Linked DNA regions of Mus musculus: regions 2, 3 and 4 are each linked to region 1. Evidence: chromatin loops called from intact Hi-C (ENCODE). Cell type or tissue: left cerebral cortex. All regions are shown on one strand.

Region 1 (8,000 bases):
TTGTAACTTAAAATTTTTAGATTATAGTTGCAATAGCCTTGGTTCAAAGGGCCAGAACAAGCCAATAGCGCCTGGCTGGAGAGGGTACCTGGTACTAAGGATATGCAATGAAGTTTTGTTTTTGTTTTTGTTTTTTTGTTTTGTTTTGTTTTGTTTTTGTTTTTTTTTTTGGTTTTTTGTTTTGTTTCCTTATGCTAGGGATCAGGTCCTCTGCCCTGTGCTTGCTGGGTGAACATTTTGCCACCAAGAAACACTCTGCTTTCTACCTCTGCTAACTTTGCTTGTGAGTAAGGAGAGTAGAGCTAGTCAGGCTATCTTCTCTCTTGAGTGCTCTGCCATGCCATGGGATCTGAGAGCAATGGGAGAGTTCTCCTTTGGTTGTTTGGAATATTGATTTAAATTCACAAGGGGCTTTGGGGTCTTCACTTCCAAGGAGACCTGTGAGAACTAGGGTTATCAACTCTGCTCTTGTGTTATTTTCTTAACCAGCCACATAGGAACAAAGTTGCTTAAATGTCTCAAGTTGTCTTTTCATCTGTGGGTTGGTAGAAAACTTTCCGTGGATAGGTCCTACTGACTTCTCTTTACTTTGGGTGGTGACAGAATGTGACGCCTCTGATTGTATAACATGTTAAGACGCTATTAAATTTTATTTTAGTTAGAGTGAAGGTGAATTTATCATTTTCTAAGTGTTGTCTCATTGGATTCTAATTTATTTTTCCACTCAGACAATGAAAGGTCATTTCACTTTTGTCTTGGATGTACAAGCTTAGGCTCTGGTGTGTGAGTGCCATTTTCCTGGGTGAAGTGTGTTTTAATTTCCTACTGGATAGGAAACATGACTAGATTTGCACTTTCACTTTGGTAGATGCATAATAGACTTGTGACATTTGAAGTAAACAGTGGTAAAGTAAGTGATTCCTCCCCGACCTTTAGGAATGCTTTGGGTCCCATTTGTACCTGAGTAGGTTCCAGGCACAATGTGCAGTTTGGTGAACATGCATCCTGCCAAAGCATTCAGCTTTTCTAGCGATTCCACATGGCATAAAATGATATGTGCATGCATGTCTCTGAGATTAGCAGCTCAATACTGATGTGGCTACGGATTAGATACTGTTTTAAATCGTTTATTCATGTATTGAGTGATTGCTGTATACATTCATTATTCTGGATGGTAAGATTCAATCCTCAAAAAAAAAATAGCCAAAGTACTTCTCTTTTTTAAACATTTGTGTATTTCTGTGTGTCAGATGTGTATGTGGTGAGCTCACACATGTCACAGTGCACACGTGGAAGTGACAGGACAACTTGCATGACTCAGTTCTCCCCTTCCATCTTGGGTGCCTGGGGCTGACCTCAGACCACCAGGCTTGGGCAGCTCCTTCACCAGCTGTGGTGTTGGGATGAGGGAGGAGGTGGGTTATGGATAAGAACTTGAGGGTGGTAGCCTGGCAGTTAAGCCCTCTGGGTCCTAGCCACACAGTCCAGCTAAGAGAGGACCTGTGAGCAATGAGAAAATATAGCGAAATTAACAGAAGCAACTTTGTTCTTTACAAGAATATGCCATTCATTTAACATCGCCTTCATAATATCATTAGCAACCCTTTTAATAAATTAGACATGGGAAGTGTGTCTATACTCTCAGCACACAGGAGACTGAAGCCTGAGGGTCATGAGTTCAAGGATGGCCTGGATGACATTGTAATATCTTGTCTTTTAGAAAAAAAAATCTTTACAGGAAACACATGTTTGTTAGGATGCTTTCCTGTGGTGCAGAACATTGGGAAACAAGGAGGCTACTTCCATAGATGGAGGAAACCTCCCTTCACCACCATCATATTTTCATTTTATTTTGTTTTTATTTGCCATCTTAGGTCCTTGGTAGTGACTGCAACATTTCTAAGGTTTTTGTTATCCCATCAGTAGGCTCTCTTAACAGGTATAGACCTTTCTTTTGCTATGAAAAACAACTTACTTTTTTTGTATGCATTTATTTTATAATTGCATATGTATTTATAATACTTAATACATACAACAGTTCCCTGGTCAGTCAGGAAGAGCAGCGCAGCTGACTAAGGAGTGGTCATCAGGAACCATGCTTGGCCATGGGCATCTGTCTCTGACAGCAATTGATTTTGCCATTTGCGGTGTTAGGGGTTGAACCTTTATTCTGTACCATACTCCTCACTGGTACCACCGAGCTACAGCCTCAGCTGAGTTTTGTTCTGGGTATATAATGTGACAGTCACACACATAGAAAGTTCCAGCAATAATGGGTATTTTCAAAATAGAACTTGGAGGGGTTGTAGAGATGGCTCTGTGGTTAAGAGCACTAGGGGCTCCTCTGAAGAACCCAGGGTCAATTCCCAACATCTATACAATGGCTCACAATTCCCTATACATATAATCTCTGAGATCTGACACCCTATTCTGTCCTCTGAGAGCACTGAAGGTGCATGTGGTACCCAGATATATATGCAGGTAAAAATATCATGCATATAAAAATAAAAGTTCTCTCTCTCTCTCTCTCTCTCTCTCTCTCTCTCTCTCCCCGCCCCCCTGGAATTTGAAATTACAGTTTCAAGTCACTCAGGGATGCAGAGATTTGGACAGTTGAGTTGGCACCTGCCTGTAATTCTAGCAATTTGGGAGACAGAAGCAAGAGAATTACAAGTTCAAGGCCTGCCCGGGCTACTTAGTGAGTTCTAAGCTAGCAAACCAAGCAATGTTTCTAAGAGGCATAGAGACTGTGTCAGGCCCGTGCTGTGGAGCTGCAGGAGGAAGCAAAGGATGCAGACCTAGCCTGGCTGTGCTCGGCAGTGGTTCTGGAGAGCAGATTCCTCGTAGGCGGAGGGCCGTGTGGCAGTGGGGGCGGAGAGCTGGTGGAGGTGTGTGCACGACACCATTGATTCTCCATCTGTGTTCTGAGTAGCTTTCATTCCTGGAGGTTCCAGAAGGTATTGATTGTGGTACAGAGGAGATGGAGGCAGATGGTCAGGTTTTTCTTGAACATCAGTTCTTCCTCCGTGCAGAAGAGGTCTTAAAATACTTGGCTTTGAAATGTCAGCAGCAGCATGAATGATGCCACACAGTCCTTGCCAAGGAGTAACACAGACACTGAGCTCTCTGGAGACAGGAGACCTTATTTCAAACCCTGTTTATTGCCCATCTCTGAAAACCCATCACTGCTAGACTGCGTCCTCACCTCCACCATGTTCATGGAGAACTGAGGATTGAACCCTGGTGCATGCGAGGCAAGCTCTCTACCAACTGAGCACATCGCCAGTGCATTACGGCTTCCTAGAATGCATGGTGGGCCCCTCCAGAGTTCTCCAATTGGCAGAGCAATGATTTATTGTCCCCCTTCCCATTGCTCACTCCCCTTACAGTTTGCTAGAACTCCTGTCTTGGTGCCCAAGGCAACCTTATGTTGAGAGTTTGACAGTTAGCCATGTTGTACACTATCAAGATATCAAGTGTTAAGTGAGGACATGTGGGGATCTCTGAGACTCTCTCCTCTGGGCCTTGCTACTCCCTCTGGTTTCACCAGGATGCTTATATGATACAGTATAATGCTTCCAGATGGGCTGCAGTAGATCCGTGTGCTCATGTCCTGAAGCGTCAGAGTCTTGTACCGCACACTGAGTAATGTGTCTGTTTGCTTCCCAAACATGTGGGGGGTTATGGTGCTCTGCAATTACCTACAGTTCCTTTGCTCCCCGTGGCTTTCTCTGCTTGGTTCCCAAGAGTCCAAAAGCAAGAATGTGTATGTGCATGTATGCCTGTTCATGTGCTTGTGTGTGTCTGTGTATGTCTCTCTCTGTGTGTGTGTCTATATCTCTATGTGTCTCTGTGTGTGTTAGAAAATCAGTTACTCTTTTTTTTTTTTGCTATAGTGTTTATTACTTTAATACTTGGGAGGGCTAATTATTTCCTGAATAAATTTTATATTGTTTTGGAGAAACAGTGTTCTGAAAGGGAGTTTGCACTTCTTATTATGTGTTTACTAGATGTTGCTGTGTATATCTGATAGTTACTGTTTGCTAAGCAGTCTCCTTGGCTGTGCCTTTAAAAATACTTAAAAGTTTTGAACGAGAGTGGCAAATTAATTGGAGTGCCTGCCTTCAACGATGGCCCCTCTCACCAGTAGTATGTGGGCATAATTAAATTACAACTTAATTCTTTCTGTTAGGAAGAACACTTTCCCTTTAACCAGGTCCTCAATGTGCAGTCATAAAAGGTAGATTTAATTAGTGAGCTCTTTCTCTAGGCTTTGGATTTTGTTTGCTGCTGGGGAAGGGGGATCTTTCTGTGCCTCTCAGTCCTAGGTCCTGGAAGACATCTTTCTCTCATCATGTCATTTTTATGTTGATGTGAACAAATACTGGACAGAAGCAACTCAAATGAGGAGAGGTTTATTTGGTTTAAGGGGATACGTCAATCATAGCGGGGGAGGCATGGAGGCTAGGGTTTGGCCTGTAGTCCTGGGAGCTTGTAGGTTACATCTTGGTGTATCAGGAAACTGCCAGGGCTTGTCAGCAAGCAAGGCCTGGGTTGTAAATTCACTTCACTTTTTCCAGTTAGGCCCCACCTCCCAAAGATCCCACAACCTTCCAAATAGCGCCACCAAGTGGAGAACAAATGTTCAGAAGCAGGTGCCCGTGGGGACATTTCTCATTCAAATCATAATACTTATCACAGGAACAGTGTGAAAACCTGTTGCCACCCTGGAAAAATATCAACATGTCATTTCTAGAGCCTACAAGATGGATGTAGACCACTGCACAGGCAGGCAGAAGGATGCAAGCTTTAAAACGGTTACCTTTGTTTTTCACCGCCTGTTTTCATTTTGGGTTTTAGAGAGGAAGCTCACATCTCCAGGGTCACACAGTAGGGCAGAGAGCATGATTTCATTAGGAGAGGAAAGACAAATTGCCAACAGCAAGGATATTCCTACCCACTCCACAAATGTGTCTGAATCATTGGTGCTTGCATACTTCTGCAGATTCTGATTCTATTCCTCTCCCCCCCTCCCCCCTCAATGTATGTCTGATAGTAGAAAGATTAGGAACTGTGGTCTCTTATGCTACAAAAGAAGACTGTGGTCTCTGAGGTTGTGGGTGATGGAAGAGTTAATACATGGAGCCCGGCTTTGCTGTTGCTGATAGAATCATTTGTCTGATGCCATGCATCGGGTTCAGGGTGGTGGATGGTTTTGTTCAAATACTCAGGATGTGAAATGGTGGAACATATATCTAGAAGGATCCCAGCAAAAGCTTGCAATATGAACTCTGGTTCATTGTTGATCATTATGGTCATGGTATAGCCCACTGATGCCCACAGTTACTTTGTGAATGTTGTTACCATCATCACCACCACCGCCATTAGTATTAAGGAATAATTGCTCTGACTTTTCAGTTGTAAAAAGGGGTAGGGGGCAGAGAGACTAATGTGGAACCAGATGGCTTGGTAGAACTGTTCTCCTATCTGCAGCTTTTCTTGTCCAAACAGTGATGGGCATAGATCTGAATTGAAGACTGTGCTCCAAGCTTTGGGCATGTTGTGCTTCATAGCTAACCCCTCCATTGGGTTTGGAACAGAAGACAGTGGATCTGAGGTCCAGCATTATCTGTGTAACTTTATAAAACTGCACCCCCAGCCTGATTTGCCTGCTTCCTGTTATGATAACTGAACACCTGATCAGGTAATTTATGAAGAAAAGATGTTTAAAACATGGTGTTCACTTCTTGCATGTGGTAAGTACATTTCTTCTGGTTCGTGGTATTGTAGAAAGTCTACATGGAGAGACAGAGAAAGCTTGCTTTTATGACAATATATCTCCCTCACTAACCCAGGAATCCACCATTCAGTCATGAGAGCAGAGCTCTTCTGAATCAATCAACCCTCAGCCATTCCAGTTGGTGCCTCCTCTTGCTACATCACAAGGGAATGAAAACCTCGATGATGCCCTTGTTCATCAACAGGGAAAGCATTTAGCCACTTCATTAGCCCGGAGGAGACCACAGGGGATGCATGCATAGCCTTAGAAGGGCCTCTGGGAGAGCTGGGTCAGTGGCATCCTTTCATGCGGTCTGATTCCTCTTCTTCCTGGTGTAGCAGATTTCCACATAGGTGGGTGGGGAGATAAGTGTGTGCACAGTGTCACTGTGAATGTCTGTCTGCACATGGACATGAAAAGAAAATCTTATGCCTGATTTTAACTGCCCTGCTGGAGCTGTTGAACTACAGGATAGAAACATTAAGAAAGAGTTTGTCCTTGGTGATAAAAGATGAAGTTACTTAAATAAAGTAGCTTACTTGAGAGAAAAACAGCTCCGCAGATTCCTGATTATTCCATGTCATGAAAGTTTTTAAAAAAGTTTTACTTCTCCTCATCCCATCTAGCTCAGCATCTAGCAGAAGTATTTAATGGAGTTGCAGAGGCGGGTATTTATACTAACAGTGGCTTGGGGGTTGAAGTATCTTCAGTCTTAATCCGTCCTCAGATCAGTGCTAGGGAAACAGATGACCTCTATGGATGCTGGTGAGGCCTGGCTTAGGTGCCATGGTTGATCTGATTTCTTCAGTGTCCGACATCTTCACACTCATTCATTCTCCCTAATGTGGGCTCACTTCCTATTACATTTTCATCCATTTTAAAATATATTTCTATTTATTTCTTAAGAGTTTCATACACGTGTACAAGGCTTTTTGTTTGTCTTGCTTCTGAGACAGGGTCTTCCTCTGCAGCCCTCTCTGGCCTGGAGCTCTCAGCAATCCAACTGTCTCTGTCTCCTAAGTACTGAGATTAAAGGTGTATACCTGCATGCCTAGCCCTATGTAATACACTTTGATTGTATTCGTCCCCAAATCCCTCCCTCAGAGTCTTCTCTGCTACACCCCCCATTCCTTTTACAAGTTTATATATTAAAAATAATATACTTAATCTACTTTGTGATGCCAATATGCTCATGGGAATAGGTATAGGCTGTTATGGCTCATGCCAAGGTATAGGACTATCTATGGGAGCACAGGCAATCTACCAAGCATTATACTCCTGAATGAAGTTGACTCTCTCCCTCCCTCAGCAGCTATCAATTGGCAGGGTAGGGGGTCTCATGAGCCCTTTCCCTACCCATGTGGAATTCTGACTGGCTTGTTCTCTTGTAGGCCTTGTGCAGGCCACCACAGCTACTGGGAGTCTGTACATACAGTGGTCCTATCATGTCAGAAGATTTCCCAGGAGTCCTGCTCAACCTCTGGCTCTGATAATCTCACCCACTCCTCATGATGTTCCCTGTGTACCTTGGGAAAGGGGAGCGATAGAGAAGTTTTGTTTCAGGTGTTTATGAATCCTACCTCCCAACTCCCATAGCTGCTTTTCATTCTGCCAGGTTCTCCCTAGGGAATCTGGGCCTGGGATGCCATTTTCTGTACGGAGACTTCCCAGATCCCACTGTTCACTCTCTCGGTCCCTCTGCTCTTCCTGTGATACCTCAGAGAGGTATCCTTAATCCTCTGCTTTTCCTTGAGGCCTCCTTTGAGAGCTGAGGCTCTCACATGCACTTCCCACTTCTGTGTCACACAGCAGTCAGCAGAGTTGGGGGACTCTTAATTTGTATTCAATATTCAGGAGCGACTCCAGGACGAGGCTCTTTATAAATATTCCAGCAGTGGCACAAGATCAGAACTAAGTAGCATCTTCAAAGCACCGAGAAGGGTGAAGGGATCTGAGATGCTCAGGATCTGGTTTATTCACATTGATCAAGGAAGGATAAGGACCTGGGTGCTAGCTAAGGTTTTCTGTTTTCAGTCTTTGGAGATTTATTCTCTAGATTAGTTATGCCATCCTGAGCAGTAGTTGTCTCTGATTGCAGAGCTTCAGCCTTGTTAATAATGTATAGCTGCCTAATGAATCATGAGCTCATGCATAACACTTGAATATGCAAATTTATAATACCCAGACACCAGAGGCTCATAGTTTTGTGTTTATCTAAAAT
Region 2 (8,000 bases), 120 kb after region 1:
AAGAACTCACCTTTCTAGGGGAACCCGCCCAACAGAATTAACTTAAGGGAGGGACAAGGAAATGCCTCCATCTCGACATAGAATCCATTCTTTCCTGTAACTGTCAGGCTTGGTGGCAAGCATTACTTGCTGAGACATCTCAGTGGCCCAGAATTATTAACGTTTGTTTGATTTTATCCTGACTGCAATTTTCTCTCTCTCTCCTCCTTTCAGTCCCTATATGTATGTAGCTATATACACACATATATATACATATATGTTCACATATATACATACATACTAGCATCACTTACTGGCCACAGTACAGCTAATCCAACAATGGCTGGCTGGGAATGGAAAGTCCAAGAATCCAGGAGTTGCCCAGTATATAAGGCTGGATATATCCGCTGATCTTATATAGACTTCTAGCAGAAGGCATGGGCCAGAATAGAATGAAAGATCTGGGTTAGATTGATGTTCTCCCAGCTCATAAGATCTATATTAAAGGCATGCCTTCCTACCTCATAGATCCAGATTAGATGTGGATCTTTCTAGTTCAAATTAAACAAAAATCCCTCACAAGTGTGTATCCACTTTTGGGTTATACTTCCCAGTGTAATTGACAGCCAAGAATGGCCGTCACACTCTTTTACATTACTAACAGTTAAAGAGAGCAAGGCTAAGCTACTAACTCTCACAATAGTGAATGTGGTCCCTGAGTGACTGTTCCTGGCTTTGAATTGGGGACAAGACTGAACATAATTGTGTGTGTGTGTGTGTGTGTGTGTGTGTGTGTACAACCAAGTGCTATCAGCATAAACATTGTGATTTTACTTGGTTTTCTCCTGGTAACCATTTGTGTTTCCCAAGAATACCACCTAGAGTCTCTCAGATCTATGGTGTTGGATGACCACAGGGGATTCTGTAGAATTCAGTCAGCCATTTGTCCAATGTCATCACCTCTGTCTGTGTTAAGTGAACTTCTCTCCCTGTTTTTATGTTAGTGAAGGTGTGGGCAGTCATGCCTCAGCTCTTGCTCTGTCAGGAGGGAACTTTTCCATCATCTGTGAGATCTGAAGGAACTGAATTAACCCTAGATAGTGCATGACTGCCACATGTAGTTTTACACCCAAAACCAAAACTTTGTGTTTCCATGTAAACAGTTTCTTAGTTAGTGTTACTGTGGCTGCAATGAAACACCAAGACCAGGAGCAACTTTGGGAAAAAAGAGTTTATTTCATTCACAGTTCAAAAACTGTAATTATCAAAAACAGTGAGGGCAGGAACTCAAGCAGGTAGGAACCTGGAGACAGATGCTGATGGAGAGGCCATGGAGGAGTGTTGCTTACTGGCTTTCTCACACAGAAATGTTCACCATGCTTAGAGCATTCAGTGGCTTTTCTAGCCCAGAGTTTGAAAGTCCTTCCACACCATCTAAAACCTACTACCAGAACAGGAAGTGGGTCAGGACCCATGCGATGTGCCCATGCTCTCTCTAGTGAAATTTTAGTTTATGCCCAGAGAAATTTTCACAAGTGAATTTAATTCAGTTTATCTTTCATTATATGTATTTTAGGCATAAACTCAATGTTCTCAGCACTGAGAGAGGGTATGTCTTTCAGTATCTTTCTGACTCAGTTGCCTTTCCCACCATGCCATCTACTTTTAAAAGATCTTTTTCTTAGTTGATTTGGTTGCTGTTGTCTTTGCTAGACTTAAGTAGAGTTTGGACGGGTATCAAACTAATACATCCATTCCTCTTGTTATAATGCATTCTGCTTTTTTTTCTTGCCGATGAGTGACCACTTTGGAATATCTTTAATGCTATAATCACCTGTTATAGTTACAACTTAAGCCAAGTTATCCAAGAGATTTGGGGGAAAAAAAGAAGGTTGTCTTGATAAAACCAGTCTTTCCTGCTTTTGGCTGTCTCGGGAAAGCTGAGTGCTGTTCATGTGTGCTGTTCTTCCTTTATTCCATTTAGTCTCTTCTATTCCATTGCACGGTCAGGTCTTCCTCCCACTCTGTTACTTTTCTTGGTGTCATTTAACCTGTGTATTCTGACAATCAGACCTGAGCAACTCTGCTGGACACTTGTCAAAACACTTGCTGCCACTGTAAATTAGTTAACTTAGGGAACTGGTCATAGCAAACTGGAAAATTCCCAAACCTAGCTCAATTAAAATCTACAAGAAAAATGTTGGATGTTTTTGTTTGTTTCTTTCAAGAATAACATGAAAATTATTTTCCCATCCCCTTATTGGGTAATATTACCATTTTGATCTCTATTGCTGTGATAAAACAACTGGGGAGGAAAGCTTAGTTTTATACTTCCAGGTCATAGTGCATCACTGACGGAAGTCAAGGTAGAACCATAAGGAAGGCTACTTATTGGCTCACACTCTTTTAAGCTTAACTAGGTTTCTTATACAGCAGGACCACTTGTTTAGGAATAATAGTAGTGACTTGTCCTACTGCAAAAATTAATGATCCAGACAATCCCTCATAGACATACCCACAGGCTAGTCTGACCTAGGCAATTCCTCTGCTGAGGCTTCTCCGCTAAGACTCCCCTAGGCTGTGTCACTTTGGCAATGAAGGCTAACCAGGACATCTAATATTGTCAGATAACATGAAGGTATATAGTTTTTGGTTTTGCATGGAAAGTAATTTTCATTCTGTCATTCACCACTAGTATCAGTTACATTTTTTTTTGTAACTATCTGCCTCTATTTTCTAAGTGAAAAATAAAGATTATTTTTATGTTTTCTTGGACAGTTCTGTACATTTATACATTTAAGTCAATTTTACCCCATTCCTATACCTTTCTTTCTTACTGAAAACCTTTTCCCTATATCTATGGAAAACTTCTTCCAACAGGGGACTAAGTGGTATACACATATACACACACACATATATACACATATGTATATATTACATATGTCTACAGATACATATGTACATTACATGTATATTTACACACACACACACACACACACACACACACACACACACACACACACACTACCTTTGTGTGTAGTCCACAGGGTTTAATTAGATTTGCTTGACTAAGCAGGGGTAGAAGGTTATTTAATGGATGAAGGGCAACTTACCCAGTGGCTACACTACTGAATAAAATGACACCCTCCCCCAAATCATTGACTGTCATCAGTATTCCTTCAGGGAGGGGTGGGGCCTCATGGATCCCTCCCTATCCAGAATGAAATGTTGATGGAGCCAATCCTATGCAGGTCTTGTGCAGAGCTGCACAGCTCTGGGCAGGTTGAGTATAATGACCGTGCCATGTCCAGAAGACATCTTTGTGTTTCATAGCTCCTCATCCCCCAGCTCTTACGCTCTTTGTGTCTCCTGCCTCACCACCATGTGTCCTGAACTCTGGAGGCAGGTGTATAACTGTTCAGAGCTGGGCATACCGCCATCACTTATCCTTCCACTTGGACCTATTATGGTTCTCTGCCTGCCTTACCTGCTGCTGCCTGCAGTAAGCTCTTTTGGTGACAGCTCAGAGCAGCCCTAATCACAGTGGGAAAGGAGAGCCAGGAAAGAGTGAAAATTCTTTAAAGATTTCCCTTGGACTCATAATATTGAAAATGAAAGACATCACTCAGAGAGGAATTTCCATTTATTTATACACACATTTCTGTTTATGTGTGGTTCAGAGAAATAGCTAATATTTACAAAAATGTTCCCTTGATTGTCTCTTGGGGATATGGAAATATGTCTATATTTCTTAATATGTTTTAGATCTGTTCATAAGAACTTACTTCAGCTCTAAGTTTGGAAGTCAAACAGTTTCCCTCTTCTTGAATGTTTATCATCTGTATGCCCTCCCAGAAACGAATCCAGGAAACTGGAGGACATCTGGTGAAAACAAGGAAAGATGCATGTGTAATGTGCTCAGAAGGGGAAAAAGCTCTGAAAGAGTATGCGAGAGGAGCCCTGTTGCAAGAAAAGGAGAAATATTTTGCGTGCCTCTTTTTGAAATGCATCTCCCATCATAGGCAGCATCTAACAGCCTGCTTCCTGTTCCTGGCATGAAGGACGCAGGGCTCCATGTTTCAGATTCTCCTAACCAGGCTCTTCTTAACTGCCAGCTTTACTAAAATTAGAGGAGTTGTCTTGTATCACTGCATTTACACCAAAAGAGATGGAATGAAGGGTTTTTTATTTAAGCATTTTCAGAGAATAAATGGAAGATTATACTGCCTTCTCAGTGCTTGGATGTTGTACATTGTCAGGGCTTTCAGTAGTGTGGCATGTTTTCACAGAAAACAGCTGAACTAATGTAAAGATTCCTTTTGAAAGACTTTGCTTGCTATAGCGTTTTTTTCTAGCATGTAGTTGAATATAAGTTTTGTTGCAACAGCAGTGTGAATTTTCTGCTTATTGTTGGCATAGCTCCAATTAGAACAATGCAGTCTTGATAAATATGTCATTTTAAAATCTAAGTCCTTGAAATGATCTGTATTTAATAATTTTCTCTCTTTTCCTTATGTTTCCACAGAAGTTCATGATGAAGGTGAGGCTCTGATCCTCTGTTGTATATGTTACAGTTTCTGTCTTAGTGTGGGTATATGTGATGGGTCACATGTCTTAGTTTGGGTATTTGTGATAATTCATGTGTCTTAGTGTGTGTATATGAAATACTCCTACATTTTGTTTTGTTTTGTTGGTTTGTTGTTGTAGTTGTTGTTGAGACAGAGTTTTTCTATGTAGCCCTGGATATCCTGGAACTCACTTTGTAGACCAAGATGGCTTAAACCCTGAGATCTTCTTGCCTCTGCCTACTGAGTGCTATGATTAAAGGCATGCACTATCATGCACACCTGTATTATTATTTTTTATGTATTGTCATAGGCAATATCCCATAAGTTTTAAGGTAGTTTTAATATATGTGATATTTCATAAGTTAAGATGGTTATATGAATTTTATTTATGTTTGGGTCCATAATAGCCTTCCTTTAAAATTTTTAAATGAAATAAAATAGTAAACATTTAAATGTAAATCACCTGTTTTGATTTTATAACTGAAACAACTTTTGACATCTTGGGGTTATAGAGCACCAGGTTCCTTTTAGTCACCTTTAGGGATTTCTTCTTTTTATTCTTACCTGATTAGAATGCTCCCTTTGTAGGGATGCTGGCTCTTTGCCTTTGGAGGACACTTGTGTGAATCTAGTAGGAACTTACATTGGGAAATTAGAAGAAATTCCATATTGGTTACTTTTCTGTTGCTGTGATAAAACCCTGTGACCAATTTACAAGAGAAAGAAAGAGGGAGGGAGGGAGGGAGAGAGAGACAGAGAGAGAGAGAGAGAGAGACAGAGAGAGAGAGACAGAGAGACAGAGAGGGAGACAGAGAGACAGAGAGACAGAGAGAGAGAGACAGAGAGAGACAGAGAGACAGAGAGACAGAGAGACAGAGAGACAGAGAGTTCATTTTAGCTTATGGTTCCAGAGGGTTAGAGTCCATCACTGAGGGAAGACATGCAAAAGAGAGTTCATTTTAGCTTATGGCTCCATCATGGCCAGGGGGATGGAGGTGAGATGGGGTGAGGAAGCATGACAAGCAAGTGGCAGGCATGGTGGCAGGAGCAGAGACTTGGGAGATCATATCTCAACCATAAGCATGAAGTAGAGAATTAGCTGGAAACACAATGAAGCTATACGCTCTCCAAGCTTGCCTCAAGTGACATACTTCCTCTGGGTGTACCGTTGAAACCTCTTCCAACAGGGGACCAAGTGATCAAATACCCTAGCCTAGAGACACTTCTCATTCAAACTACAGGCACCCACCACTACATTTGTTCTAGAAATGAAAATAATTCAGGCCTATTTTATTTCCCAACTAAAGTAGAAAAGTAGAGGCTCTTCAAGAGAGACATTAGGAGGGTAAGCCCAGGGTAGTGCCCTGAAGGAAGATGTTGGATACTGCAAGAGGAAATGAAGTGGAAAATGCTTTTGTGGTTTCAGCCACATTATCATATAATATTCAAGAAGCTTGATGTTTTATTGTAAAACCTCATAAGCAATAAAGACATTTATTTGTATTCAGTTAGTAAAGGCTTAATACAACCTATACCTGGAAAGAAATCGTTCTGAAAGACAGAAACTTCTAGAAATGTGAATGGAAACTTGGCTATAGATTGAAAAGGAAATAAATGAAATATATTCCTCTTGCCCATTCATTGACTGAGTTAGTTAAGGCTTTCATGCCCATTGCGAACCCCAGAGCATTGTGGCTTTTCCCAGGTTAGCCCTATTAACCAATAGTAAAGAACCTGACACTGTACATCAGACAACAGAGCCCAGATTTATTTCTTTGAAGCCACTGCTCATCAAAGATGTGAGGCATTTTCGAAAATTCATGTAACTCAGCTCTTATTTTTCAGAAGAAAACATTAGTTTAAATGATAAGCAAAGAATGCTATGTGCTTTATTACATATATCATGACAAGTGTTTGGGTTGTAGAGATATGATAAGCACAAAATATGAATATATGCCATTTCCTTGCAGATATTAATTAACAGTGAACTTGGGTTGACAATTCAGATTGTTTTTTTTGCTGAATATGCATTTACTATTTTCATTGAATCATTTACTGCTTACCTCAGCCCTTAAACAATGCTGTATCCTCAGGGGCATACAGTAATCAACCAAATCTGTTCATAGCTCCTTTGAAGGAGCTGATTCATAAAAAACTGTGCAGATAGAAAAATGAGGTCAACTAGTTCACTCCAGGTGTTATGCCTCAATGATAGAACTGTGCTCTGATTTCTGTTAAGTGTGAGACATTGGATAGTGAGGCAAGTTTAGTGTCTCAGGAAGCAGGCCACATGCATGCAATTAGAACAGTTGGAGTCACTTAGTAGGAAGAGATTGCTGAACATGATCAGTTCCTATTTTTTCAGCCAGATGAATGCCTGTTTGTGATTGCTGGTGGTGAGGGTCATGTGGCGGTGCTGTCTAAAGCCTGGTAGTTTGTTCAGGAGACTTGTGGTCTCCACACCAGCAAAAGTGAGAGGCCAGCCCTTCACTATCAGGTTATTACATGCTCAGTGTTTGGCTGGGTTGGACAAACCATATTTCATGTTGTGAGGATCACTCTTGATATTTTCATGGGGTTGTAGGACTGTCAGAGGATTCCTGGTAGCTAGAACCCACAGATGTCTAGAAATGTCACACCTCACCTGGCCTTGATGCCCCTGTGTGCTGGGTGCTACTCATCTTTACCTTCAGCCATTCTTAGGTAACAGGGAAAGATGGACATAGAGACATTTCTCTGAAATTTTTTTCTCTGTGAAACAACTAATTTTTCTCCGTTCCAGATGTTTAATATTTGTACTTATACTTAAAAGCTTCTCCACTTAAATATCTAGACACTGTGAGAGAAATCTTACCACAGATTCTCCTTGCTGTGTATCATCTGTTGCTGAGGCCGTTGTCCTGTATCACAGGATTTGTAAAGTCACATGACACGTGACAGCCCCCAAGTGCTATAGAAGTTTTATTGAATAGGATTTCCTGCCCCTCCCCATCTCCTCCCTTTGCTCTCTTCACCACCTTCTTTCCCTGTTCCTTACTTCTCTTCCTCCCATCCTTCCTCTCCACTCTGATCGCCTTCCCTGCTTCTTCTTCTCTCCCCTCCTCCCTCAGAATCACGCCCAGGGCTTTCATGTGGTAGCAGTCCTTACCACGCTACCACTGAGCTACTCTGCAGTTCTGATGTCTCTCTTTCTCTCTCTTTTCTTTTCTTTTCTTTTCTTTTCTTTCTTTCTTTTTTTTTTTTTTTTTTTTACAAAATCTCATATAATGACAGTTTGGAATTAGGCTAGTAGAGAGTTCCACAGAGAAAAACTTCCATGTACATCCTGGTTTCTTCTCACACAACTTCTAAAGTGACGTATTACAGCCATCTTCAAAATGTTTAAACATTATATAGTTAGTGAATTTAATGGCTGCAATTATCAATAATATAAAAGACAGATTAACGAGCCAA
Region 3 (8,000 bases), 150 kb before region 1:
GCATGTACCTGCACAGAGTCCAGCGATCATCTCTTTTTAGATAATGGTCATGGATATTGGTTCCACTGATGAAATAAAATGGGAATGCATGGTTGATATACAGTTCCCAATAGTTCCATTAAATAAACATTACTGGAGACCATTGTTTGGGCCTCAACATATGAGACTGAAAAGAAAAATGGTGTCACTCATGCTAAAGTTCTACATCAGCAAACTAAGCTGTTTATCTAACCTTTCCAGAAGTCAGAAGAAATGAGAGGGAACAGTCAAATTCCCCATGGACTGGTTTCAATTTTTATGGTGATGAAACGCCATTCTTTCTAATCCTTATCCAAAAAGAAATGAGCAGAAAAGCAACCATCCCAACACAGAGAATGTTCTGTCTCTGTCCCTGATTTACAAGAGTAGTAACTTTGAAATGACTGAGACACTATGTTCTTTATTTCTTATTTCTCCAATCTTTGTCTGCCTCCTTGTGGTCCTTACACTGTCCTGTGGAATACTGTGTTGTCCACTTCTGGAGGTGAAAAAATAAGGCCAGTTAAGATCTTGAAAGGGAATTGTTGTAATTTGCCCTTTGACACTCCTTATAGTAAAAGGTTGTGATGGCTACTCTTGGTTATCAACTTGGCTACATCTGGAATGAACTAAAACCCAAATGTCTGGGCACAACTGTGAACGATTTTTCCTTAATTAACTGATTTGAAGTGGGAAGTCCAATTATAACCCAGATCTTTATTTCCTTCCTTCCTTCCCTTCCTTCCCTTCCTTCCCTTCCTTCCTTCCCTTCCTTCCCTTCCTTCCTTCCCTCCCTCCCTCCCTTGAACCACTCTGTAGACCAGGCTGACTGCAAACTCAGATATTTCTTTGGTGCTGTTTTCCATGTGCCAAGATTAAACGCAAGCACCATAACTGCCTGGCACTATAATCCAGCTCTTTGAGGTAGGAAGATCCACCTTTAATCTGGGGTGCACCTGCTGGCAGCCCATAGAAAGGCCATGGAGCTAGGCTAGCTCTCTGCCTGTTTCCTCCTGGAGCTAGGCTAGCTCTCTCTCTGCCTGCTTCCTCCTGGAGCTAGGCTAGCTCTCTCTCTGCCTGCTTCCTCCTGGAGCTAGGCTAGCTCTCTCTCTGCCTGCTTCCTCCTGGAGCTAGGCTAGCTCTCTCTCTCTCTGCCTGCTTCCTCCTGCAGGTTGTCTTCTGACCTCCACCATGTGGCTCTGGCTTGTGTACACACACACAATTTTTAAAAACACATTTAAAAAGCAGAATTGTGAAAACACCTTTATGCATTTGTCTGTGATTTTTCAAGACAATGGTCATTTTATTTTCAATTAATTTTTTAACATTAGCATACAGAATTCTAGTTTTTATTATGACATAATTTGTTTTTGTTGATCCTTCTCCCACTGTTTTCTTCCATGTCTAAGTCCCCCTCTGCACCTCTGACCTGTACACTAACTAACCTCTTTTCTGTTTCCATGTTACGCATGCTCCAGGACCTCTCCCTTACTTCTTCAGCCCCTTTCCTTTCTAGCTTTACGACCTATGCCTACATGTACTGTGTGCCCTATGTGCACAGCGGGTGCCTTGGAAAGTCAGAAAAGGCATTGGCTTCCTTGGAACTCGAGTTATGGATGGTTGTGAATCACCATGTGAGTGCTGGGAACGGAACCTGGGTTCTCTGCAAGAGCAACACGTGCTTTTAACAGCTGAGCCGCCTCTCCAGCTCTAAATTTATTTTTATTCTTGCCTGCATGTATGTGCACAGTGTGAGTGCCTGCTGCACTCAGAAGCCGGAAGAAGGTAACAGATGTCCCAAAACTGGAGTTAAAGATAGCTGCAGACAGTGACCCGTGGGTCCTGGGTCTTAAAGCAGGTTTCTTTGGAAGAACAGCCAGGTCCATAACCATTGAGCCACCTCTTCAGCCCTCGGCCACTTTTGATATCTGCATAACGACTCATTTTTCTAAATAATTTTGAAATATTTTACTCTGTGGCGTGATCAGTATTAGTTCTTGCATTTAACAACAGCAAGCCATTGGCTATCTTTGGTTCCTTTTCCCCCCACTGCACTAATCTCTGGGGACACATTCCCTGAAGTGGATTCCAGGCTCAATGTTAGATATGCACCAATGGCTTCTTTATATGTATTTATAACATTTGTTTCATGGGAAAATGAATTCTGAGTCCTTCAAACAGACTTTCAAAATCATCTTACATTGCTGGTTTAAAATTTTGCCAGTGATTATTTGGTATTTATGTTTGTGTTCTGTAAATTTGTGTTTCTGAGTGTAGACATACTGAATTTCTCCGTGTTCTTAGGGATCTGTTTTGTGCTCTCAGCTTTGGAGAGCTTTGCTGTTATTCCCAGAGTGCAGGATTTCTGCTCCCCTTCTGTTCCCAGGACATTCGCAACCTGCAGAGAGTGTTAACAAAGGCATCTAGCTGCATTCGGTTGCTCGGGTGGGGGGGAGGCAATGCCTGCACTAATGTCTTTCTCTAGAACAATCCTGTAGGCGGAAGGAGTAGGAAGCGTTGTCAAGGCTGAGAAGCAGGACACAGCTGCTTCTGAGAGCTCTCTAAGGAGTTGGGAGGTCTCTTGTGGGCTGCTGTCTGTCCTCTCTCAGGTGAAGCCACTGGTTAAATAGATTACTAATGGAGTTCTCCGGGGGAGCAGAGATTGGCTTTTCTCACTGGAGCTAGCTGCTAACTCTCAGATACTTTCAAAAGCCAACTGGGCTGCCAGCAAATGGGTCCAGAAAGAGACTAAAGGGAGGACAGCACCGATGGCCTCCTGATGTCCCCCTCATTCTGCTTTTCCTTTCCTCCCTCTCCCAGACCCACCCCCAAACTGGAAACAAAACAAAACAAAACAGTCTCTTTTTCCTAAAGTGTTTAAAAAATTTTTTTTAGACGATGGATTTTGTGTAGACCAGGCTGACCTTGAAGTCCCTATGCACCCAAGGATGATCTTGAAATCCTAGTCTGTCTACTTCCTGGGTGCTGAGATTATAGGTGTGTGTGCCAGCCTACCCAGTTTATGCTGGGGATCAAACCCAGAGCTTCTTGTATCCAAGGTAAGCACTCTGACAACTGAGCACCATCTTCTCCCCCTTGAAGCTCTTTTCTTTTTCTTTCTTTAAAGAATCAGAGCGTTCCCTTTACGAGGAGACACATGCGCATGCATACACACACACACACACACACACACACACACACACACACACACGCACACACACACACACACACACATTAGAAGACAGCAGTGTACCAGAGTATTCAAGCTTGGCTCAGGCACAGAGAGACCCAGAATGTGAGCATCCACTCTTATATAATCCAGCATAAGATCTAGAGAACATTTCTTGCAGTTTTGCCCACTGTCCTCAGAACCAAAGGCTTATTTATCATTAACCAACCAAACAGCAACAAACACTGATAGAAGACGCTGGGGGAGAAGGAGCCCTTCTGCACTGCAGGGGGGAGTGTGACTGACTGCAGCTGTTAAGAGAGTCAGAATGGAGTTTCCTCAGAAAGCTAAAAATAGAATGACCATTTGATCCAGCTATACCACTCCTGGGGATATACGCAAAAGACTCGAGTCAGCAAATCGCAGGGATTCTTGCAAATTTATGTTTACTTTGGTCCTATTCTAGGTGAACAGATAAAATGTAATATATATGTGTGTGTATGTAGTATATATATATATATATATATATATATATATATATATATATAAAATATATATATGTGTGTGTGTGTGTGTGTGTGTGTGTATGTATACATATGCACACAATGGAGTTTTATTCAGTCACCAAGAACAAAATACTATTTGCTGGAAAGTGGATATACAACTGGAGATCATATTAAGTCAAATAAGCTGGATTCAGAAAGTCAAATAATTTTTTTTCTCCTGTAGAACCTGGGTGATATGTATGTATACACATGAAAGTTGAAGGTGGACTATTTAGGAAAAGGAAGGGAATAATCAGGATGTGGGCGGAGGAGGGTAGGAGAAGGTAATGGGAATACGTCTGATCACAGAACATGATGTTCTTGAACACAAATGTTTCTATTGAACCTATTTTTTGTACACCAAATATACACTAATAAAAAATTAAAATGGGTAGGGAGGCATCTCAGTAGTACAGTGTCTATCTAGCTTTTTAAAGATGCCAGGTTCTATCCCCAGTGGTGTAAGATACATGTAATCTTAATACTTGGAATCAGTAAGCAGGAGGGTCAGGAGTTCAAGGTCAGCCTGAGTTACCAGAGGCTCTGTCTCAAAAGCACCTCTGCCCTGCCTCCCCCAACCCCCATTAAAACACCAGGGTTTGTTTGTTTTTTTAATCTTCTGTCCAAATTGTACCAGTACCTTGTCTCTAAATGAGACTGATGACTGAGAGCAGGGCCTTAGGTGAATAGCCATACTCAGAGAATGAAGTACCTGAGTACCAAGTCTGGTGGTTCGGACTGTCCTTTTATGTCCACTAAGGTGCACTACATGTTCCTCCTCTCTGGAGTGGCCTGGATGTGAGTTACTGCTGCAGTGTGAATAAGAGCTGTCAGCCAGGCACAGTGGTGCACGCCTTTAATCCCAGCACTTGGGATGCAGACCCAGGCAGAGCTCTGTGAGTTTGAGGTCAGCCTGGTCTTCAAAGCAAGTTCCAGGGCTACAAAGCGAAATTCTGTCTCAAAAAACAATAGCGATGGAGAGAGGGGAAGGGAGAGGTGCACGTGTGTGTGTGTGTGTGTGTGTGTGTGTGTGTGTGTATGTGGCGGTTTGGGGGAGGTGTCTCCCATATGCTCACGTATGTGAACACTTGCTCCTGAGATGGTGGCACTGTTTGGGAAGGTTGTGGGCATTTTAGGAGCTGGATGAAGTATATCTCTGGGGGAGGCTTTGGTGCTCCATCTCCTGGCCTTACTTCCTGTTCTCTCTCCAATTCTTGTGAATGGGCATGAAGCTTGACCAGTGTTCTTCCTGCCTGGCAGACTGCTCTCATGCTCCTGCTGCTAAGATGGACTGTGCTCATCCTCCCAGAACGGTCTCTGTCAGGGCATTCTAACACCGCAGTAGAAATGCAACCAGTGCAGCCGTCCACCAATAAAGTGTACAAAGGAATCACCCGGCACCCGAGGAAAAAGCCCCATGAAAGGAACAACGGATATACTGAACTGGCACTCGAGAGCACAAAATTAGTACAATTAGTGGAGGATTAGTTTGAAAAGCTCCTCCCCCAACGGCACACTGGACGCTAGGGACCACCAATAAGAGGGAACACGTGATGTTTATCTTCCTGGATCTGGATTTCTTGGCTATAATCTTTTCTAGTTCCATCTGTTTTACCTGCAAATTTTCTTGATTTTATTTTTCTTTATGACGAATAATAGTCCACAGTGTCTATGTATTACATTATCAATATCCATTCGTCAGTTGAAGGAAATTTAAGTTGTTTCCACTTTCTGGCTATTATAACTAGAGCAACAATGGACGTAGCTGAGCAACCTGAGGAGAAGAATGCTGGAGTCTTTTCAACAGTCTTCACAGAAGGATCTACAAAAGACTCCGGATAATCAAAGCAGTCTTTAGGAAAAACCGTGATAGAGGGATCACCATACCAGATTTCAAGCTGTGTTATAAAGCTATCGCAATACAAACAGCATGGTCCTGGTACAGAAATGCAAATCAATGGAACAAAATAGAAGACCCAGATGTGAGAGTGTGTAACCACACACATCCAATATTTGGCAAGGATGTAAAAAATACACACTGGAGAAAAGATAAAATCTCCAACTAATGGTACTAGGAAAGCCAGGTCTCCACATGTAGAAGAATGTAGACCCCCATTATCTATCACGCTGAACAACAACAACAAAAAAGTTAACTCCAAATGGACCAAAGACTACAAAGTGAAACTTGAAACACTGAAATTGCCAGAAGAAAACACAGGCAGCCATACTCGACAAAACATAGCTACAGGAAAGAAGGTTCCGAAGTAGGGCTCCATTCACTCAGGAATGAAAGCCAATGATTGATAAGCGAACCTCAAAAACGAACAAGCCAAACTGACGAAAGCTAAATGTTATTGTGCAACAAAGAAAATGAGTGAAGAGGAAGCCCGAAGAGTGCGGCAGAGGCTTTGCCATCGTACATCTGAGAGAGGATGATGCATAGCCAGAATACACAAAGAATCCAAATCACAGAGCCAAGAAAACAAACGCCTAGTGTAAAGACTGGGCTAAAGAACTCTAAACAGCTCTTTCTCAAAAGAAGATATAAAAACAGCTAAGAAAGACCTCAAAAGTCTTCAACATTTTTAGCTTCTAGGGAAACGGCAATGAAAACTATTTTGAAATTTCATCCTACCCCACTCTAAATGTCTAAGTTGAGGAGGGGGGAAAAAAAACCAAATTGAAAGCAAGTGCCGGCAAGGATGTTGGGAGATGGAAACCCTCGTTTGTGGTTGGCTGCACTGCAGACTCGTACAGTCAATATGGAACTCTTTTTGGTCAATTCTAAAAAAGCTAAAGGAAGAGAGATACCATATGACCTAGCTATGCCAAGGGAAGAGCTAGAGTGGTGTATATGCCCAGTGGTATAGGCTTGATAGGCTGCTGCAGGGGGATTGCTGTGAGCTTGAGGCTAGGCTGGGCTACTACAACTAAAATCTAAACTAAAACCAACAGAGGGAAAACTGGTCCATGACAACCAATGAGAAAACAGTAAGGGCCAGCACACACACCGGCCATCCCCTCTGCCTCCATAACTCTGCCTTCCTGGACCTCTCTCTCTTCTTAGGCAACTCCTTTGCTATCAGGCACCTACCTCAGTGGCCCACAGTACTTGATGGAGATCCTTCCCGGGCAACTAGAAAGTCTGAACAGGGTGGATTGGGTAAAGTTGCATCCTCTGGGATAAACTGACCATGCTCTCTACCTCTAGGAAATGCCTAACTCTATTCTGCTTTGCAAGGGGCAGGAGCTCAGATTTGCGTTATTCCTGCGATGATCAACCTTGTTTGTCAATCTGATTGGGTCTGAGATCAATTAAGAGACACACCTGTGGGTGAGTATTGCCAGGAAGGATTAACTCGGCAAGGGTGGGGAAGAAGCGGTGCGAAAGACCTTCTAGGCAGCAGCCTGGGTATAAGGAGGTTTGAGGAACCCACTTTCAATCTTTCCAGGTGAGCACATCTACTCTGTTGTCATGGTGGCTGCTGTCCTTTGCTGCCATTTGAAATCAGTTTGTCTTGTCAATGTAAACTGAAGACCATTGCCTCTCCAAGAACACTCCAGTCTTTAAGTGTCATGCTTGGACTGCTGAGACCTCCAGTCTTGGGGACTTGGGGACCAAAGAGCTACCTCATTCTTTGCCTCTCCAGCACATAGGCAGCCATTGTTGAACTATACAGATTGTGTTGTGTAAGATAATCTAATACATCTCCTTTGTAATAATACTTATTCTGTAGATCCTGATCCCGTGGAGACTATTTCTCTCCTGCTCGTTTAATAGAAGGAGTGTTAGGTGTGTGGCTGGGCCTGTGTGCTCTCAGCGGCTAGCTCTGCCTGGCATCCAGAACCCTGAACAAGCTAGAACAGATGGTGGTATGGAGAGGTGGCTCTCCAGTCCTCATCCCAAGACACTTATTGCTGCGGAGCAGGGAAGTGCAACTAAGACAATACTTATCACATACCCACTGGGAACAGAGCTCTCTGCCACTGTAGAGCAAAGACAAATGACTATTCCTGGTCCCCAGAAATGAAAACTCGACCAGAGGACACAGTCCGAACCAGGAAACAGGTCAGCCAGAGCAGAAAGCACATGTCAGACCACAGGTGGGAGCCAAGAGATGGAGGGCAATGCTTCACCCTGCTGGTAAATACTTAATGACAAAATCTTACTTAGATTCCTCAACAACCACATATGCAATTTTAATACTATAATCCTTGCTTTTCAGGATGAGGGAACTAAGACTCTATGAGTGAGGTCAAGAAGTTTG
Region 4 (8,000 bases), 87 kb before region 1:
GGGGACTGAGGTACTGTGCCTGCCTGTAGGGTTTTTTTTTTTTTTTTCTTTCCACATATAAAGTCATGTTAACTCAGTGCCACTTAGCAGCTGCCTGTCAGCCAGAGCGACACCTTTGATAAGTGGGGCTTGGGTAAGGTCTGGCAGTCCTAGGCTGAGATTCTTCTTTTAATAAAACATTGGTAGGTTGTTGTACTGATGATAAATGACCTTGAAGGAGTAGCATTGTGAAGAAGGGTGTGTGTGTGTGTGTGTGTGTGTGTGTGTGTGTGTGTGCCATTCATATCTGAAAGGAAGGCTTCTTTTTCTGAGCTTGTGATTCTAAAACGATAATTCTCAAGTCTTTCTCCAGCTCCCCCGTCTGCTGCCCTGGGTCCTTCCCATTTTATTCTTTAACCTGAGTATGTTGATGGTTCAGTGATATTAATGAGGTTAGCAAAGGCAAGCGTGCCATCGCTTTATTATCTTCACCCCTCCCCACCCCCGGGGACAATTTTTAAAATGTGAAAGTGTCATTGTGAGTTATTTCATTTTGTGTTTATTTATTTTTGTTCACACTTGATAGCCTGTGAACATAGGGTGCTATGGAATATGTGGCATAGGATGAATGACATAGAATTCCTGGAGATCCTGTCTCACTCTTCAGAGGGCTGAGATTATAGGACTCACCATACCTGGTTTCTTTTTTTTTTTTCCTTTTCTTTTTAATTAAAAAAAAAATTCCAGACTGGCTTTGAACTTGCTTTGTAGCTAAGGCTATCCTTGACCTATTGATTCCTCTGCTTCTCTCTCCTGAGTGCTGGGATCACAGGCGTGTGTTCACAACGGGTTGATACAGTGCTGAAAGAATGAATGCAGGGCTTTGTGTGTGCTAAGCACATCCCAGCTCCTCATTTTGTTTTTTTTTAAAGGCACATGTACCAAGGAGCATTAAGACTGCATATTTTGACATACTAATTGTAACTGAAATCTTTCTGAGAGTAATAGACAGAGCTGTTGTACATTAAAAAAAAAAATCAGTCATGGGGATATTGTGGCTGTGCTGTGCACCAGGCATTTACACAACTGATTAGCATACCCTGATCATTATCATGTCAATTGGGCTTGGATTCTGCGTTCCAGCACACTGAAGCATCTCTACCATCCACAGCTCCTCCCCTTTTCCTTTCTGAGAGAGGTCTGAGATGGTTGCTAAGGGACATAGAGGTGACATCTTTAATGGAGCCTTTGCGTGAGTTGTGTCTTCTCTGTTTCTATCAGGGATGCCTTCATTTTGAGGGTTTTGTCACTGTCAGCCTAACATCCGTCCAGTTCTCTTTTTCTTTATTGCTGGTTTTGTTGTCTGCCAAGATTCCTTCCCAGCAGGTGATAGGTGGCTTCCCTACCAGATGGAGACAGGCTCCCTCTGATCTGTTTATATTTGCAGGGGCTGAGAAAATGCTTCAGGTGTGCCTAGCCCTTGAGACAGATGAATCATCGTATCATAAAATAAACCTTTAGCACCTAATGAATTTGCCCACCATGTCCAGACACATGCATGATTTGAGATGCCATGGCTTCTTTTATCTTAACAACTTTTATGAGCTTGCCAACATAGCAATGAACTGTAATTTGGTATTTAAAAACATAGATTATTTGTTTTTCTTAAAGCTTTATTTATTTATTTATTTGGTGTGTGCATGTGCGCGTGTCTGTGTGCGTGTGCATGTGCGTGCGTGTGCGTGCGAGTGTGTGCGTGTGCGTGTGTGTGTGTGTGTGTGTGTGTGTAAGTGAGCATGCGCACATGCTCGCATGCATACATACGTACTCTCTGGTGTTCTAGTGGTGATCAAGGAAAAATTTGCAGAGGTTAATTCTCTCTTCTTATCATGTGGATCTCGGGAATTGAACTCAGGTCGCCAGGCTTGGCAGAAAGTACAGTTACCTGCGGAGCCATTCATTGCCAGCCTAACGCTTTTTTTCCTCAAGCAATCTTGTACAATTTCACAGGTGCTATTAAGATACGCCTTCAACTTAAGAATATATGCGTTATTAAATGGCCTTGCTAGGGGTTATGTTTTCAGTCCTTTGCTTTGTTTGTTTGTTTGTTTTGCTTTTCATCATTGTAAGTATAGCTGAACTACTCTGGTCACACACTGGGTCATATGGTTAGTATTAAGCACACAAAGAGACTTTAAGTTTGGGTCCTGGCTGCAGGGATCGTTCTATTAGGAAGGCTGGAAACCTTTGCCGGAGGAGCTCTTCCTGGGAGGATTCCCTTCCCTGCTCGTCCATCTTGCTCCTGAGTGACAAAGAGCATCTTAGGAATTGCCAATCAGTTCATAGCGGTAAAAAGAAACCTTTAAGGTCAGCGATGAGCACGGCGAGGGCTGGTGGTGGCAATGGCTCACAGTGCTTTGTAGAGGTCAGGAAGATCGCTAGCATGAAAACAGTACCTCGCAGCGGACAGGAACCCCAAGCTTTTCCTTTGACTCCAGGAGTGTCAACGGAGAGGATCTAGCCAGCGGTGGGCATTTGCTTTCTTGGTCTTGAAACTACAGATAGCTTGAGATCAAAGTACACCAATTGCACTTTCTCAAGGAACTGATGGACCCCCTTCCTCAGAGTCCAGGACACGTCATTAGATTTTAAAAGAAAACCAAAAGCCGAATCACTTAGAAGTCAGTGTGTACATTTTGCAAGAAGGGCAGGATCTAAACTACCCAGAACATTAATTTATTTGACATCCTGCCTTATTTGTGCTTTGGCCTTTGATAACTTTTAATATGTGAGTCAAGACTGAATTACCTAAAGACAGATGATAGCCAGGGCCACCTGAGTGGCTGCAGATAGTGTCTGAATGGGAGAGAGGGGCGATAAGGCATCCATCTGCCCCCTGAGACTCAGGGGGAAGTTCTGGTGATGTAGTAGCTTGTTTGCTAGGCACCTTCTGCATGTATGCCATGATCTTGGGTGTTGAAGAAACATTTGCAATAAGCAGAGAAAGGCTTCCCTTTTATTATAACTGTAAAAGATTTCAAGGCTGACTGACTAATCAAAGAGAAAAACAGCACGTAGACCGCCTCCCTTTAGTCTCAGGTAGGTTGAGCCTCTGCCCTCCTCCTCCAGTCATATAGAGAATGAAATCGAAGCCTTGCTCGAGGTCCACACATCTGCCTGGAGTTCTTTCTGTCCTTATCTTGACCTTGTCTGTATCCCTTCCCATTTCTACCCCTTGTCCTTCCCGCCTGTTTCAGAAAGAACAGTCCCCCGCTTCCTTTCTGAGCCACAGTCTGCATACATCCTGAATCCTGGTCGGGAGCCGGCTCTGTTCTTTGCTGCTTGTCCCTCTCCGCATCTCTGGTTTTCTTGTCATCTGTTCATCCCTCCCTCTTTGGTTTGACCCTGATGCCCCATTTTACAGCCTCACTCCGCCAAATGTGGCGTCTGCTCCTTGTCTTCGCCTCTCCTGGACACCTGGGAACCCCTGCTTCCCAAACCTCCCCTCCCCTCTTCTGATGCTCCCCTGAAACTCATTAGGAAGGTGCTCACCTGATCCTCTGTTGTGAAGCTACTTCATGTGATCATGGAAGCAGGGCACACCCTGCTGGGCTATTCTATGGTTTTTGAGTGTGCTTTTGGGGCTCACTTTGTTATCCCCAAAGATTTTGTTCTGCTTCTTCTGTGCCTCTTCTGCCTTCATACTTTTATGTGTGTCTCAAAATCTGGGATCTTGGTGGGGATGAAAAATCACAACTTCGTTCAGTCCTGAGGGCCAGAGCTGGAAGGGGTCTCTGTGTGCTCCTTACATTAAGGGCACCGATCTTACATGCAAGGGAGTCCGTCTAATTTCCTTCTGACAGCCCCACCTATTGATACCATCACTTTGAGGGCTGGGATTCCAACATGAATTAGAAAGGAGCATAAAAGACCAGAGAACCAGCACCTTGCATTCCAGCCTTCATTACCCCTGACAAACACACCGCTTTGAGTCCTCCTTGCCATTTGGTGAGGGTTTCCTCCCCACACCTCAGTTAAGAGTCCGAGTCCTCCAAGGCTCACTTTTCCCCTTCAGGCACGAGCTTTTATGCTCTGCCTTCTCACACTTTGGTTTACTGTCTCTGTCCTCCACAGGCTTTTCTGAAATCACTCCAGCTAACTTAAGTTCACTCTCTGATGTTCCCTCACCCCCGAATCTGTTATATACATTTTTTTCCCACTTATCTAATGTTCTATGGGAAGAATGGGGCTGTGTCGGGTTAACATTAATATTAATTTCCCCGGTTAACATATTAGCTATAAAGGACAGGTTTGAGGGAAGTCTATGGCAATTACATTATCAGGGCAAATAGGCAATAGACCCCTCCCTCCAGTGTGAGAATCACTTAGATGTGTGCTCTAGTAGAGGTGATATCCCTGTAGAGACAATGGCCTAGGAAGTCTGGTGGGTGAGATGAGGCCAGAGGACGCAAGCATGGCATGAGGGAATACCATTCTGAGAGTGGCAGGGCCAGAGGTGTCAGGGTTGAGAACACACAGTGTCCATGTGCTCCTTTGAGGACATCCAGGGTACCCTGAAGACACATCTGAATCATTCTAGACATTGATGGAAGTTCTTCTGGTCTCACAGACAGTCTCAGCCTAGAGGAATGCCGGCCCACCAGTCTGGTGTGTGCTCAGTCAGGGGCTGCCGATGTTTTATGGCAACCCCCACCGGATGTTATTGCCTGTTTTATTTCCTGTAGGCCTGTATACATATATATGTGGTTACATGTACATGAGTGTGTGTGTGTGTGTGTGTGTGTGTGTGTGTGTCTAGGCCAGAGCTTAGCCTCAGGTGTTAGTCTTCAGGAGCCATTCACTTTGTTTACTGAGACAGAGTCTCTCACTGGAACCTGGGGCTTGCTGATTAACCTAAGTTGGTTAGCCAACAAGCTCCGGGGATCTTCCTATCTCTGTCTCTGCAGCAGTGGGATTACAAATACACAACACCACACCCGGTGCTGGGAAGTCAAGCCCAGGTCCTCCTGCCTAAGTCCTTCTCTCTTTCTTTAGAAGTCTCCTCCATGCCATCAAAAGTGCATATTTCACATGACTTAACATTTGGTGAGAATGTCCACCACACAGTAGGACCCTTGTTCGATGTTGGTCGACTTGCTCTGACTCTTTGAGATAAGGCTGGACGGTCCACACAGAGATGGGTGATTTCTTGCAAAATGCTAGGTCCTTTAACTCAGTGGTCCTATGACTTGACTATGAAATCTTACAAGCTCATGCTTTGAATGTGTTCCTTACATAGTGGTGCTGTTTGGGGAGTGGAACCTTCAGCACATGGGCTTTTTGGCAGAAGTGGGTCCCTTTGAGACTGCAGCTTAGCCTGGTTTCTGCTAGTCTCTGTTTCTTCATCTGTCATGATGAGACTATCTTCTGCCACCTTGCCACAATGGGCAGAGACTCTCTTAAGCTGTTTGTATCAGGTAATTGAGTTTCAGTAATATCAAAGTCGCCAAATGCAGGAAGCAGGTACTTAAAGCATGCTTTGTTCATTGCATTTTGTCAGGTACCTATGAAGGGCCATGGCACTATGGGAAGACATGGGCCATGCAGTGTAGGAATGGTGGGACAATTGGATCTTGTACATACAAGTGGGAGCCATAAGCTCTTCTTGTGAGGACTGTAACCTGTGTGCTTTCATCAGGGACAGAAGTGGTGAACATGGCCTTGATCTTGACCAGATGGAGCTAGGGGCAGTAAAAGCATGTTGTAGTTCACATTAAACATGACAACACAGAGGGAGCCTCTCTCTCATAGGAGAGAGAGGACACTTTTACATGTGTCACTGAGGATAATGCCACCACTGGGCATTATGACTGGCTCCCAAGTGCTAGTATGCTGGTTCATGGGAATGTCTGGAGAGGATTTCATCTTGAGTCACAGACAATAGAAAGCTGCCATTAAATGTCTTTAGTGACTGTCAGAGAACTGTGAGTGCCCAGTCACACTGCTGTCCTCTTGGGGACACTCCAGAGCAGTGTTGTTTTCTGCAGATGGGGGCCATTCTTGAGTGTGGACCTCTTGTTCTAGTTGTGAGGGACCGAGTCACCCAAGGCAGCCTGCAGAAGCTGTTCCATTGAGTCCGTCTTCCACAGAAGAGGACAGCAGATGTGTGAAGGTGAAGAGATGACTGTGCTGTGCTGTTTATCATGCATGATGTTCTGGCTGCCTGCCCGCCATGTGTACTACATGGTACCCCGTGCTTAGACACAGATATCTCTGCCATTATCCTTCCCTTCAGAGTCTGGACTGTTTCTCTTGGGTGGGGTAAAGAAGAAGGGGAAATCAAATGTTTTTCTTTGTAGAACATTGGAATGGAGACTGGGAACAGATGCTACAACTGAAAAGGCTGGTGGGGAGAGAGGGACCTGATCCCCTGTGTGCCATCTGAGACTTTGTGGGGGAAGCTGAAGAATTTTCTATACCAAAGAATTTTCAGGCTGCTGAAAACGAGCTTCAGGGATCCTGATCCAACTCTACAATTTTACCACGAAGGGAAATGGAAGGACAAAGATTTTTGGATCCATTTATTCTGCTCAGACATGAGAGCCATAATTCATCTGATTCCTGGAACAATTCATTTAGTCTACAAAATTGTTAATTGCAGGTCTACACCTCAGGAAACTGAGCTGCAGAGGCTGAGCTGACTTGCTCAAGGGCAATTTATGAGTGAGTGATGTTGGTGAGCTAGGTTCTTCCAGATGCCAAATCTTCCTTCCTCCTCACCCCTCCCTTCTCCTCTCATCTCTCCTCCCTCCTCCTCTCATCTCTCCTCCCTCCTCCTCTCATCTCTCTTCCCTCCTCCTCACCCCTCCTTCTTCCTCTCATCTCTCCTCTCTCCTCCTCACCCCTCCCTCCTCCTCTCATCTCTTCTTCCTCTTCCTCACCCCTCTCCTACCTCCTCCTCACCCCTCCCTCTTCCTCGCCCCTCCCTCCTCCTCTTTCCATCTCTTCATTTCCCCTCTTCTCTCCTTTCTTTCCTGTCTGTTCTCTATCCTCATCCCTTTCTCTGCCTAGAAACTCGTGGAAGCCTGACGTGTATACATAGGAAGGAGTGATGACTGTGCTCTCAGCTCCACTCATCCCTTAGTGCTCTCTCTGCCTTTCATTGGCCTTTGAGTGGTTTAAAACCCCTGGAAGTTGTAGTTATGGTTCTGGAAACTCAGACTGTGTCTGGGAGATGCACTGTGGGTCTGGCCGACCTGGTACCTCTTGCACTTTCACCTCCTCATCCTAGAAGCTGCAGACTGTGTTTGGGGGTGCTGTTGCCGTCTGGTGACCTTGTGCTTGTGGAGAGCATCGGTTACTTGGTGGACTTATGGAGTCACATGCTTTTAAAGCTCTCCTTTCGAGCTGCTGTGACACCATCTTAGTCCTTTCATCAAAGAGGTGAAGCCCTGGTCATGAGCTCATTTTGTGTTTGTTTGAGTCATCTTGTGGCCTCATTAGTGAAGTGATGTTTCATATCACCAGGGTATCTCTAAAGGGGTGGGACGTGGTAAGTTTGGGTGAGGAGAGTAAAGGACCGGGGAGGAGAATGTGAACAAGGGCTGTGGTGGTATCTTGTTGGCTTCCTTCTCCCCAGGAATACTTTCTCATCATGCTCTCCTCTGTGTCCTTCAGACTTCTGCCAGTGGGTGCTGGGGACACAGCTTCTCTCCCCCCACCCCCACCCCCACCCCCACCCCCTTGCAGCTTAGGAAAGTGGTTGCTGATCACGACATGACCCATCCCCTGTTTGCTTCTGTCCCTTGCTTCCAGCCCATTTCTTGGCAAGTGATCCTTTCATTAGACTGTTTCCAGTTTATCCCACAAGTGTGCCCGCTCATTCCTTGGCAGAGCCCTGATGGAACAGGCAGAGGACACAAAGGGGGCATGTTTGGGAAATAGACAAAGTGATGGCATGAATCATGGCAATTGCAGAAGGCAGGGAACCTTGAGACCAAGGCCAGGGATTTTAAATTTAT

What was found. Hi-C counts contacts between places; a loop is a spot of excess contacts. Peaks named below come from ENCODE experiments on the same cell type or tissue, not always from the same donor. Only the 100,000 strongest peaks of a DNase experiment are listed, where the experiment ranks them.
Region 2: a loop joins it to region 1, with 2.4 times the contacts of the local background. A loop is called at or near these places in 2 of 42 quality-filtered maps.
Region 3: it touches region 1 in a loop (3-fold over the local background); 3 of 42 quality-filtered maps call a loop at or near these places.
Region 4: it touches region 1 in a loop (2.5-fold over the local background); 3 of 42 quality-filtered maps call a loop at or near these places.

The regions. Positions count from the first base shown.
Region 1 is chr13:12,009,121-12,017,120 of GRCm38, reverse strand. The region is part of intron 1 of Ryr2 (ryanodine receptor 2, cardiac); the gene reads left to right. Among named protein-coding and RNA genes, the nearest start is that of Ryr2, 94 kb to the left of the region's middle. In left cerebral cortex, a CTCF peak has its summit at 4,644 (motif pointing left); DNase peaks (open chromatin) are centred at 2,924, 3,586 and 6,075; H3K27ac peaks cover 3,415 bases.
Region 2 is chr13:11,887,353-11,895,352 of GRCm38, reverse strand. It overlaps Ryr2 (ryanodine receptor 2, cardiac), which reads left to right. Exons shown (of 105, transcript NM_023868.2): 5 at 4,505-4,519. Among named protein-coding and RNA genes, the nearest start is that of Ryr2, 220 kb to the left of the region's middle. In left cerebral cortex, no CTCF peak of the experiment used is centred here; DNase peaks (open chromatin) are centred at 3,391 and 3,956; H3K27ac peaks cover 1,297 bases.
Region 3 is chr13:12,161,151-12,169,150 of GRCm38, reverse strand. No RefSeq gene overlaps it. Among named protein-coding and RNA genes, the nearest start is that of Gm10336, 21 kb to the left of the region's middle. In left cerebral cortex, no CTCF peak of the experiment used is centred here; DNase peaks (open chromatin) are centred at 1,678, 2,491 and 3,290; H3K27ac peaks cover 1,578 bases.
Region 4 is chr13:12,096,573-12,104,572 of GRCm38, reverse strand. The region is part of intron 1 of Ryr2 (ryanodine receptor 2, cardiac); the gene reads left to right. Among named protein-coding and RNA genes, the nearest start is that of Ryr2, 6.4 kb to the left of the region's middle. In left cerebral cortex, CTCF peaks have their summits at 41 and 3,577; DNase peaks (open chromatin) are centred at 6,483 and 6,669; H3K4me3 peaks cover 1,368 bases; H3K27ac peaks cover 897 bases.